Linked DNA regions of Homo sapiens: all the other regions are linked to region 1. Evidence: read pairs that join two places in POLR2A ChIA-PET (ENCODE). Cell type or tissue: GM12878. All regions are shown on one strand. Region 1 has its middle 29 kb from the start of ZFP36L1. Region 2 has its middle 51 kb from the start of ZFP36L1. Region 3 holds the start of LOC105370547 (a long non-coding RNA gene).

Region 1 (4,000 bases):
GCGGGAGCCTGGGCCTGCAGCATAGGAATGTTCACCCACAGCTGCTGAAGCAGCCGCAGCAGCTCCCTCTGCCCCTGACTAAGGGGTGTGCCCAGCGAAGCCACCTGCCCTCACCTCCCCCTTGGCTCCTGCCCCTGACTCCCGCAGTCTGGAGTCCAGCAAGGCAAGGGAACTGACACAGCCCCCAGGGTCACGATGGCTTCCATTCTTTGACATTCACCAGTGTCACTGGCTGAGCTCAGGCTACACGGCCATCTTCTCTTTGAAGCCTCCAAACCAGCTGGTGAAGTCAGTAGCACCCCTGTGTTTTTTATCAAGGTAAGGTTCACATAACATAAAATGAAGCATTTTAAAGTGAACACTTCAGTGGAATTTAGTATATTTACAGGGTTGTGGAACCTCCGCCTCTGTCTAGTTCCAAAACATTTTTATCACCCCAAAAGGAAACCCATACCCACTAAACAGTTGCTCTCCTTTCCCTCCTCCCCCAGGCCCTGGAAACCACCCTCTACTTCCTGTCGCTATGGGGTTGCCTATTCTGGATACTTCACCTATCCAGAGCTTTTGTGTCTGGCTTCTGTCACTTAGCATCATGTTTTCGAGGTTTATCCAGGTTGTAACATGTATTGTTATTACACCTTGGTCTATGGCTAAATAATGTTCCATTGTCTGTAAGCACTCCCATCTTACAGATGAGGAAACAGTCCCGAGGCGCTGAGACTCCCAGCTTGAGTCCACACCGGAGAGACATGGTCCGTGCAAGCCTGCTCCCCAGATGGCCCCATCCTGGCACTGCCGTCTGGGAGGAGGCTGCCCCTGGGGGCATGCTGGTCCCTGAGTGGTGACCTGACCCCTTCTGAGGTTCACTTCTCAGCGCAGGTTCACTTCTCAGCGCAGGTTCACAGGCGAGGGTGCTCTGGCCTCCCAGTCACCCTGATCCAGGCAAGACCATAGCGTGGCCGCAGGGGCCGCCTCCTTGGGGGAATTCCAGCCCCTGGCCAACCACAGACCATAGCACTCCCGGGGGTTGAACCGTTTCTCACAACTGGGTTGTGACAGCTGGGAGGTGCTCAACCCTGGGGGCCAGCCTGGTGGCAGGCCGGGTTGGGAACGCTGTTCCCAGCCAGCTTCCCTAGGCAACATGGCCAGCCCCGTCCAGCAAGTGGACCACTCAGATGGCAGGCATGTACTGAGCACCCACTGTATACCAGCCAGGCACCACGAGGCCTCCAAGGAGCTCCCTTTCTGATGAGGATGAGCCACCCCAGAACAGAAACTGGGTGCTGGGGCCAGGGGCAGGACAGAGGGGTGCTCCGGAGAACAAGCACCAGCACTGAGCCTGGGGAGTTCCCCGCTGGCAGCGCCTGACACAGCCCACACCGGGGATCCCTGGCCTCAGGAAAGCAGGGCTGTCACATCAAGAAGGCCATGACATAAGGGCCCCTACCAACGTCCAGCCTTAGGTGGAGGGCACAGATATGGCAATACACAGGACCCTAGAATGCCTGCCTGGGGATGCCCACCTTGGCCCACTTGATGGCCAGTTGAGACTCAGTGTGCACTGTCCACACACCCTGTTCTGACACTGACTGCCTAGTGTCCAATTATTCTTCCATCTCACTCATTCAGTGCCAGTTACTCTACTGAGCAATAAGGATATAACATTTTAAAAACAAAACAAACATGTTCCTGTCCTCTAGAAGCTTAAAATAGAGCAAACTGAGAAGGAAACTAATAATGACCACCTTGCCAGGGGCAAGGAGACCAGAGGCAGGGCCCTAACCCACGGGCAGCTGCAGCTGGAATATATGAGACAGTGTGTGTGTGCTCACATGTCCACAGCCGAGCTCACCTCCAGACAGTTATGCACCCCTACCGCTCACCCCATCCCACCTCATCCTCACCAAGGCAGGTCTACTCAGTAAGTCAGGCTGAAAACATGAGCCTGGGGAGTTGGGACTTCTTAACTGCCACCCCCACCTGCACCCCATCCAGGATGAAAGAAGCATTATCCAGCAAGGACATGGCCACTGAAAGTGCCACCAAGGACCGGCCAAGGGGAGGGGAAGGGCTCCCTACAGCCCTTCCCCTGCTGGCTGAGTTGAATGGCCAGGGACTTACCCAGGCTGGTACAAAGCCACTGGCCCCAGGGCCATCCCCTTATAACACAGCACTTCCTGGGTGTCAGTGCATGCTGAGTATGTCACGTGTATTTCTTAAACCACTAAGATTTTACCAGTGACTTATCCAAGGTCACCAGGCCAGTGTGTAGAAAATTTGCATTCTGGTGTGAGCCACTCAAAGGTCCACACCCACATTTCTACACATCCCCTAATAAAAGCCAAGGGGCCCACAACGCTCCCCTGTGAACCTCACATGGCTGCCTGTCTAGGGGAAATGAAGGAAATCCCTTCACACGGAGCCCCTGCCCCAGCCGTGCTCCAGTCCCTCTCTTTTCCCCTGCCCTAGCTGACCCCACAGCTAAGCCCACCTTTTGGCATTCAGGGTGCACCTCCTGCCCCAGGGAACTCCCAGATGAGCTGGAGGGAACAGTCTGCACTGGGGCTCTGGGTGGAAGGGAAGAGGATGGGGGCTAACCAGGTCCTGGGCACATAGGGCCTCATGTGGGAAGGAAAATGCTCCCTCAGAGGGTCAGATGCTCTCAACCAGTTCCCACCCCCTGCTGCTGTCACAGAGAACTTCCTTGGCAGAGAGGGGAGAGAGCAAGCTAGATCTTGCTCCAGGTGTCTTGGCTGACCTGAAAACCCCAGGGCGCCCTGAGGGAAAGAAAGCCAGGGAAGGGATGCATGGGAAGCTGGGTGATTATTGCCCTCTATTCCAGGGTTGGGGGTGGGGACCACCTGTCCAGGGAGCATAGCCTAGCTGAGGGGCAGGAATGGGCCCCTGCCTGTCCCAGGGTCAGCCCAGGGTCAGATGGGGCCAACTATAGTCCCCACGGCCAGGACATGGCTGCTGAGAGGCCCGGTGACCACAGCTGTGTTCTCTGGGCTCTGGTTGAAGCACTTTGCATGCATTAATCCTAAAGCCGATCTTTACAGCCTCCCTGAAAGGAAGGTGCATGAGGTCCCTGTTTTACAGATGAAGAAACTAAGGCTCACAGATTGGAGAAATGTGCCCATAGCTAGGTGGCCAGGAAACAGTACAGTCAGGATTCACATCCTTCTGATTCCAAAGGCTTTGCCCTTGACAACTGCTTAGAGCTTTTCTGCTGGCTGTGCCTAGCACCAGGCTGGCACCTCAGATGTTCAGGTATTCACTGGGATGAGGGAGGGAGTGGACAGGTAAGGGGATATGTGAGAGGATATGGGGATGAGTGGGAGGGCAAGTGAGTGTATAAGCGCGCATGGGTGAGTGAGTGGTTGAGCAGTCAGTGGACATGCAGACTAGTAAATGAATGTTGCGGTGGTTAAAGGGTTGACCTAGAGAGAGGAGCAATCGCTGCTCTGTCAAATGGCCTCTGGGAGTGAAGAGGGAATGGGGCTTTTGAGAAATTGGGTGGCCCACTGGGATCTGGCTTACCATGAATAATAGCCCCCAGGTGGTCTCCCCCCCTGGAAAGAACCCTACCCAGAAAGGGACTCTGGAGGCCACAGGGCTTCTGCTTGCCAGGCACACACACATTCCATGACCAAGTAATGGGCTGGCCAGGTCAATCATCTACAGGGCTTTGGGAGCTCCATTGCTTAAGAGGAACCTGGGCCACGTATCGATCTGCCCACCCCTGCTGGGAGGAAAAGAAGAAAAAGAGATCCATTGGTTCTGCCCAAGGTGGAGGTGGGGGTGGGTGGCCAAGAGGCCCCAACTGCTGTCCTGGAAAGGCAAGTAGGCCTGGCCAGGGCAGAACTCCTTTGCACTGGCTGTTGGGCCCTGGGGGTCACTGCCCGGGCCCTGTTTGCCCAAGGGGGTGGGTGCAAGGTGGTGCGGATGTGACTCAGCAAGGGGTCACTGCCATGGACAGGGAAGGCCAATGGGGTAAGGG
Region 2 (4,000 bases), 80 kb before region 1:
AACCTCTGCCTCCCATGTTCAAGTGATTCTCCTGCCTCAGCCTCCCAAGTAGCTGGGATTACAGGCATGCACCACCATGCCCAGCTAATTTTGTATTTTTAGTAGAGAAGAGGTTTCTCTATGCTGGTCAGGCTGGTCTCGAACTCCTGACCTCAGGTGATTCGCCCACCTCAGCCTCCCAAAGTGGGATTACAGGCGTGAGCCACCACGCCTGGCCTCAAATGTGCATCTTTAATCGTCTCGACAGAAATATTTCCAGTGATCAATGTGGATCTCACCAAACTGGGAAAGAAGTAGGAAGTATACACATCGAGAGGAAAACAGGAGAAAGCAAGTGGAGGTAGACGTTAGAATTATTCCTGAGTTCCTCTAGAGATGGTAGAAGGGAGGTGGGATTCCAGGGCTAAGTGGTTCCAGGTGGTCCCAGCCTACCAGCTTTCAGCTTTTCATTAGTGTCCCCTTCAAGGCAAGCCCCATCTCTTTCAGAGAGCAAACATTTACATTGATCTAGGGTCGCTGGAGGCCATTTTACCTTGGAAGTATCTGGGAGTTGGGAGCTGATTAAGGGCAATACAGAACAAATAGCTCAGAGATGGTCTGGGAAAGAATGAAGAAAGTAAAATTGATATTTGGGGTGAGGGGTGCAGCTTTTCCTGTGGAAGCAGTGTGCAGTAATCCAGGGCACTATCACTGCTGTGAGTCATCAACTTCTGGGTCTCTGGCTCAGACAATCTTAGAAAGCCAGAGCTGGGGGGTAGGGGTGCCTGTTCCAAGGTCATCTAGTCCAACCCTCGCATTCGAGAGATGTGGAAACTGTTGCAGAGTCCATTTGTGCCCACTGAATATCCATGTGCTTCCCTGAATTTCCCAGCCTTCCTTGCAGTTAGGTGATTAATTCTAGCCAATGATACATGTCACTTCCGGGCCCAAACACTGAAGACAGTATGTGCCTCCCCCATCCCTCTTATCCCCTGCCACTGTGACCAGACAGTCCATGTACCCTAGATGGCATACCTACAAGATGGAAGAGGATCTGTCCATCCTCATCAAAGCAGGAAATACAAAGCTTCACTGTGTGAAGACACTGAAAACTGGGGTCTTATTTGTCACTGCAGCATGGCCTGGCTTAGCCTGACTACTATGGAAATTGAGGCCTAGAGAGGGGAAGTATGGATATGAGTAGCCCTGATAATGTATGTCAGATCCCCGCTCATTCAGGAAAGCAGATCAAAGCAAGTAACATGGTAGGAATTTCTGCTATAGGGTGATGATCATGCAGCATTGACCCTCTTGCTGTCATGCTTTATAATTAACAAAATCTATTCATGACCAGAGTCATATAGTGAGGGAATAAGGGAGTCAAAAAGTAAAATCCAGGACTTCCCCCACACACTGCCTGATTGCCTATGCTTTTAGAATACTGATATCTTTTTAAAAGGTTATAACTCTCTTTTATCCTCCCCTTTCCAAAAAAAAAAAAAAAAAACTGATTGGCATAGGCTTATTTTTTCCCACAGGTTTATTTTCATAGAATATTTATTTCAATATTTAAATTTTGTCTAGAGAAGGTTCCAATAGCCTGGAGATCATTGGAGGTACCCGAGGAGTCATGGGTACCGGGGCTGGGAAACTCCGCCCTTGGGGGGATCCCTGGCTGAGAGAATCCCCTTGGTCGGTCCCCACAGAGGTACAGCACCCACTGTCCCACTCAGACCAGCAAATGAAGAAGTTGGATTAGACCACATCAAAGCAAGATTTCTTCAAAAAAATCCAAATCAGATCCAGGTTCCTCTTCTTGAGACCACAGAGAGTGGGTGAAGGGTGCCTTCTGTGACTGCTTCCTCTTTCAACAAAAAGGGGAATGGCTGTAGGCCTGAGGGTGGCTGTTTATGTCTGGGAGAAGGTGACAAGTTAAAGACCAGGGTTGGGGACTCATGCTCTCTGGGGCTCTGTGATGTCCAAATTGCAGCCTCTACCACAGGGAGCCCCAGCTCTGCTGAGAGGCCCAAGCCCTCTGTAGCCCCAACCCTGGCTGCCCAGCCAGGCCCACCTGATCTGGGATGTCGCCTCTCACCTTCGCCTGCCCTCCCCTCCCTGTCAACACCCAGATGGGGAACCCACCCCTCAGGTCCCATTTCCCCTCTAGCTCCTTCCTCCTGGGAACTCCATGGTCTGACTTCCATCTTTACCTTGATTCTAAAACTATTCCAACCAAGGATGTCACTGAGATGCTATTGCCAAACAGAAAGACCTTAAGTTCAACCAGGCCCCATCACTTGCAAGTTTGTAGCCTTCGTTCGGCAAGTTATTTTCCTTCTCTGGTCTCAGTTTCCTCACCTGTAAAATGAGAATGATAATAATAGGACCTGCCTCATAGGGTTATTGTAAGGACTAAATGAGGTAATGGGAGTAAAGCACTTGTCAAAATGCCTCCTTCACATAGTCTATCATGCGATGAGTATAAGTTAACAATCCTTCATCCAAAAGCCCAGTATTTTTTCTTCTTTTAGGAGGTAATATGGTGCATAGGCTGTCTTTAGTATATGTCCCCCAGTGGGTGCCAAGTCAGGGCCTCACAATCAGACACATTCATGATGCTGCAGTGACCATGTCAACTTTTACTTGGAGGGACTTCAGACTGCAAATAGCCTCTCCAGTTCAGATCAGATTTTGCTGCTAAATGAGATTTGGCACCAAATTGACAAAATGAAGAAACAAACAACAACAACAGCAAAAACAAACAAACAAACAACCCTTTTCGTCCCTGGGATCTTTGGGTTTCAGGCTTGCAGATAGGGAATTATGAGTTTGTGTTAGTATTATTCCTATTTACACAACTAGATTTTCCTGTCACCTAGAACACAGAATGGACTCAATGACTCCTTCCTAGGAAGTCCTGACTCCAGAGGTCTTCCAGACTCTCCTCCACCCTAACTCTCTCCCTTTGGCTCCTACAGCCCTGGAGCCAAGGTAATGCAACCGAAGATAGTTTTATACCAATATCTGCTGCAGAGCCCCATGTACCTTAGTTAATCCTATGAGGGCAAGAATAGCATTTTCTACTTCTCTGATCTTCTTAGTGACAAGTAAAGAGCTGAGTACACAGTCAGTGCTTAATACATGCATCCTACATGAATACTGCTGACCTCTCTATGCCTCTGTTCTAATCTTGGCTCACTTGGTGCTGGAAGAGGTAGCGCAGTGTACAGAAACCATGTAGCTTCTGGGTTCGGCCAAGCCTGAATTTTAGCCTACTCAGGCACCTCACTGCTTGTATGTTTCTGTCTGTCTAGAAGGCTCCACTTCACATCCATAAAATGAACATAGTAACCCACTGTGCAGGGTTTTCCCCAAAAGAAGCCGTCTGTGTAATACACCTTGCACAGGGCCTGGTGCTCACTGGGAAAATGATAGAACTTGAGTCACAGGGTCGTTGTGAGGATTACACGAATGAAAGTTTATGTGGGTCTTAAACGCATGTTCTGCACGGTCAATTTTTTTTTTTTTTTGCTATATTTGAGAGTTATAATTTTGCCCCTTTTTTGTGATAAATATATATAACATAAAATGTGGCCAGGTGTGGTGGCTCACACCTGTAATCCCAGCACTTTGGGAGGCCGAGGCGGGCAGATCATGGGGTCATGAGTTCGAGACCAGCCTGGCCAACGTGGTGAAACTCCATCTCTACTAAAAATACAAAAATCAGCCGGGCGTCGTGGTGGGCACCTGTAATCCCAGCTACTTGGGAGGCTGAGGCAGGAGAATCGCTTGAACCCAGAAGGTGGAGGTTACAGTGAGCCGAGACTGCGCCACCGCACTCCAGCCTGGGCGACAGAGCGAGACTTCACCCCCCGCCCTCCAAGAAAAGTATCATTTACCCATTTTAAGTGCAAGTTCAAAGGCATTAAGGACATTCACACTGTGTGCAACCATCACCACTTTCTATTTTCAGAACTTTTCCATCTTCCCCAACTGAAGTTCCACATCCATTAACCAACAA
Region 3 (4,000 bases), 93 kb before region 1:
ACAGAAAATAAAAACAAATTCAAAGAGCTTTGGGTGTTGAGGGTTGGGGAGGTAGGAGTGCCAGATAAAATATAGGACATCTGGTTAACTTTTCATTTCAGATGAATAATAAGTAATTTCTTTTTTTTAGTTTAAGTATGTCCTATCTATTCTTTGTATACCATATCCTGTATTTTTTAAATGTGTGAGGTTTAAGGTATCTATTTTTAAAAATATCTTTATTGAGATACAACTCACAAATTTAAAAACGTACTCATTTAAAGTGTGATTGTGCCACTGCACTTCAGCCTGAGTTGATCTATTCCCTTCAAAAGCCTGTCCCCAGCATTCCTTTGTCATCTTCATTTTCCTTACAATGGAAACTCCATAGCTCTCTGGGTGTGGTAGCTCACACTTGTAGTCCCAGCTACTTGGGAGGCTGAAGTGGGAGGATCACTTGAGCTCAGGAATTTGAGGCCAGCCTGGGCAATATAGTGAGACCCCATCTCTAAAAAAAAAAAAAAATTCTTAGTTTCCCTTTTCTCCTCTCTCTGCCCTCTTCCCCTTCCCCCTACACTTTGACCTGCATGACTTACTGATGAATGATGAATGGAGAGGGATGGAAATTTTGTTTATCAGCTCTCCCAACACTGCATGCTCTTCCAGGGCAAATGACCGTGCTCACTTGTCTTTAAGTGCTTTTTACCTCCCTGTACATATTCTGGCAACTTCTGTCACTTTGGGGGTGAGGATTTCCCCATGGAAGTTCTGTGTGAGAAATCATGTTTAATGTGTGATTCTGTACAGATGGGTGTGTAGGAAATATGACCGGCATACGCACTGACGTTGACCCATACAAGTCTAGGCATCTGTTAAGTGTTTGGCCCTGTCCAGGAAGTAGCCGGGCCATAAAATCTGATATGGGGAGGAAGCTTGACCATGGGAGGGGCCCCTTCACAATAGATTCTGCAGGGACAGTGGGGGGAGACAGGAATGCTAGCTAGGCTGAGTGTCTGAGCAAATGTGGACAGCCAAAGGGAGCCTTGGCCAAAACTCTTCTCTCCTCTGTCTCCAGGAATTGGAAGTGTCCCACTGAGGTGTCACCGTGAGTCCATCCAAACCTTACTGAATTACTACCTCCATTTTAAGGTGTAAGGTGTTCAGAGAATGTTTGTGACTCAATAGTTCTTAACATTTTAGTTCTTCAATTTTAAGTGTGCCAGCTTATGAAATAAAACACATCTGTTAGCACATTGATTTTGGAAAATTTCCACTGATAGTTGTGAGGGCAGACACAGACGGTGAGATTATAAGATTCTTTTTATTCACAGGGACTTCTTAAAAATCTAGCTTGTTTTCCGTTCTCCTTGATGCCTTGTTCATGACAGGTGCTTGGCAAATATTAGTTGAATGGCTGAATAAATATATGTATGAGTGAAAGGCAGACATCAAAGTCTTCCTGGATGAGGTCAAGAGCAGCCTGGGTAGTGTAGCAAGACCCTGTCTATACCAAAAACTTTAAAAGGCATATCTGTGGTCCTAGCTAGCCTGTGGAGGCTGAGGCTGGAGATTGCTGAAGCCTGGGAGGTTGAGAGGCTACAGTGAGCTGTGATTGCGCCAACGGACGGCAGCCTGGGCAACAGAGTGAGACCCTATCTCAACAAACAAACAAACAAACAAACAAATCAAAAAAATGTTCCCAGATATTTGAGAATGGAATTTGAGATCAGGAAACAGGCCATCGTGTGAAAAGCCCCAGAGCAGTCATAGCTTTGCCACATAGAGTCTTGTGATTGGAACATGTCACTTAAACTCCATGACCTTCAGCTTCTGTGGCTGTAAATGGGAATCACCTCCTGCCATAAGTGGTTTTGAGAATCAAGTGAAATTTCAGATCTGAAAATGCTTTTCTGACTATAGGCTGCTGTATAGATCGAGGATAATCTGATAGCGTTCAAAACCCAGTGCTCACCACCTCCAACCTCGTGATCTTGCTCGAGTTAGTTAATCTACACAAGCCTCGGTTTTTTCATCTACAGAATGAGAATAATAATCACACCAACCTCACTGAATTGTCTTGAAACTTACATGAATTTATATGCACTCGAGAGCACAGAGGTGAGCTCACGTGACTTTCTCTTCCCTGGGTTGCCATCCTCTGCGTATTTTCTTTTTTTTTTTTTTGAGACAGAGTCTCAGTCTGTCGCCCATGCTGCAGTGCAGTGGCACAATCTCAGCTCACTGCAACCTCCGCCTCCCAGGTTCAAGTGATTCTCCTGCCTTCGCCTCCTGAGTAGCTGGGATTACAGGCGTGCACCACCACACCCGGCTAATTTTTCTTTTTTTTTTTTTTTTTGTATTTTTAGTAGAGACAGCGTTTCACTATGTTGGTCACGCTGATCTCGAACTCCTGACCTTGTGATCCGCCTGCCTTAGCCTCCCAAAGTGCTGGGATTACAGGCGTGAGCCACTGCACCCAGCCTCTCTGCATATTTTCTAAGTAGCTTGTTATTCTGCATTGCCCAGACTTGTTTCTCTGCCAACCCACCAGTCAGTAAGTAAATTAATTAGGTGATAAGTGATTCCTTGATCTTTTTATTATTACTATTTGGTTATGATGATTAAAGCAGATGGTCATCTGATTGGGCATAGGTCATGCATGCAAAGCAGCTGCAGTGGTATCTCAGGATTGTTTCCTTATCAGAGACCTGCCATCCAGGTGTTTCCTCATCTTAGGAGCCGCCCTCTAGGTTTCCTCAAATTGTGTCTTTCAGATGAGACCCACCCATCGGAGCCAGGCTTTGAAGGAACTGACCGCAGTGTGCATGAGGAAGTACTTCACGGTGATGACCCTCGCCACCCTCTCAGGAAAACACAGTGACCTCTCCCCCAACATCCCCTTCCCACTCCCAGGTCCCCCGGCAAAGGCAGAAGAACCAAGCAAGCCTTTCCACCAAAGCAGCCATGAACCCCATTCTCATCCTTTCCAAGAACTCTCTGCTATACCAGATAGGGGTTTGGGGTTCTGTTTTCCATTTTTTAAAAAAATCATTTCAAGACTCTTGAACAGTGTGTCGGTTTACACTATTCTATCTTCTTAAGCCACCATATCAACATATTCACTCTGCTTCCTTTCTTTTCATTTGGCAGATGCCACACTTTTAATGGCAGCAATAAAAGGTGTTTCTATCAATGCCAGGTGGGCAGCCCTGACCATCTAAAGCCTCGGAGAGGGTTATACCAAGTCTCCTGTACACCTCCGTGCTAGTGACAACATGTGGGGACCTCTCATCCCAAAGTTTTGGGACAAAGTCTCCCGTCCCTTATCATTTGTTTTCACTGAGGCTAAATGTATCTGTTCAGTACATGGATAGATTTTTAAGCTCCTCTCACAAAGTCTTGTGCTTGAGACAAAATCAGCCCAGGTTCTGCACTTTGTCTATATTTCAGCAGCTCTCCTGCTTGATATTAAAAATAGCCTTGTCTAGTCCATCGAGATCAGACCCAGGAGACAGGCGCCTGCTATTCTAATCTCTGCTTCACAAATAGCTCTCTATGGGCTCAAGCATCTATCAACACTTCCAGGGGTCTCCAGTTATAAAACAGGGCCAGGCCTAGTCACCTATAAAGGTAGGCTCTGCTTAACTCCCCTGAGCTGTCCATGAGGTTAGCATGAGGCCTACAACAATCACATTTCTACCATGGACCAGAGACTTCCAATGGTGACTCAAAACTGAGAAGCAGTTAAGAGCATCCCCCACACTCAGGGTATCCTGCATTTCCCAGGCCAGAACCTACAAAAGGTTCCCTTGAGACTCAAACTCAAGCAGCACTGGTAAACAGGCTGCCCCTCCCCGCTTCTTCCCTCCTCCTGCAAACCACCCCCCATCCCTCACTTTCACCTCCCTTCCTCCCCAAGCCCATCTTGTACTCTGTGAAAAACTGTAGTCCCCTCAGTTGCCAAGGGAACCAAGCCTTTTATTCCATCCGTGACTAGCTGGTTGGGCTGAGGAGTGGGGCA

What was found. ChIA-PET counts read pairs that join two places held together with the same protein. Peaks named below come from ENCODE experiments on the same cell type or tissue, not always from the same donor. Only the 100,000 strongest peaks of a DNase experiment are listed, where the experiment ranks them.
Region 2: POLR2A ChIA-PET joins it to region 1 with 7 read pairs; 2 of 35 experiments call an interaction of 5 or more read pairs at or near these places.
Region 3: POLR2A ChIA-PET joins it to region 1 with 5 read pairs; 4 of 35 experiments call an interaction of 5 or more read pairs at or near these places.

The regions. Positions count from the first base shown.
Region 1 is chr14:68,820,227-68,824,226 of GRCh38, forward strand. No RefSeq gene overlaps it. Among named protein-coding and RNA genes, the nearest start is that of ZFP36L1, 29 kb to the left of the region's middle. RefSeq lists enhancers at 804-1,003, 2,314-2,373, 2,954-3,053. In GM12878, no CTCF peak of the experiment used is centred here; DNase peaks (open chromatin) are centred at 945 and 2,145; H3K4me3 peaks cover 1,551 bases; H3K27ac peaks cover 3,087 bases.
Region 2 is chr14:68,740,251-68,744,250 of GRCh38, forward strand. No RefSeq gene overlaps it. Among named protein-coding and RNA genes, the nearest start is that of ZFP36L1, 51 kb to the right of the region's middle. RefSeq lists an enhancer at 1,533-1,582. In GM12878, no CTCF peak of the experiment used is centred here; a DNase peak (open chromatin) is centred at 1,761.
Region 3 is chr14:68,727,055-68,731,054 of GRCh38, forward strand. It overlaps LOC105370547 (a long non-coding RNA gene), which reads left to right and starts at 969. Exons shown (of 4, transcript XR_007064227.1): 1 at 969-1,084; 2 at 2,754-4,000. RefSeq lists an enhancer at 3,682-4,000. In GM12878, no CTCF peak of the experiment used is centred here; no DNase peak of the experiment used is centred here.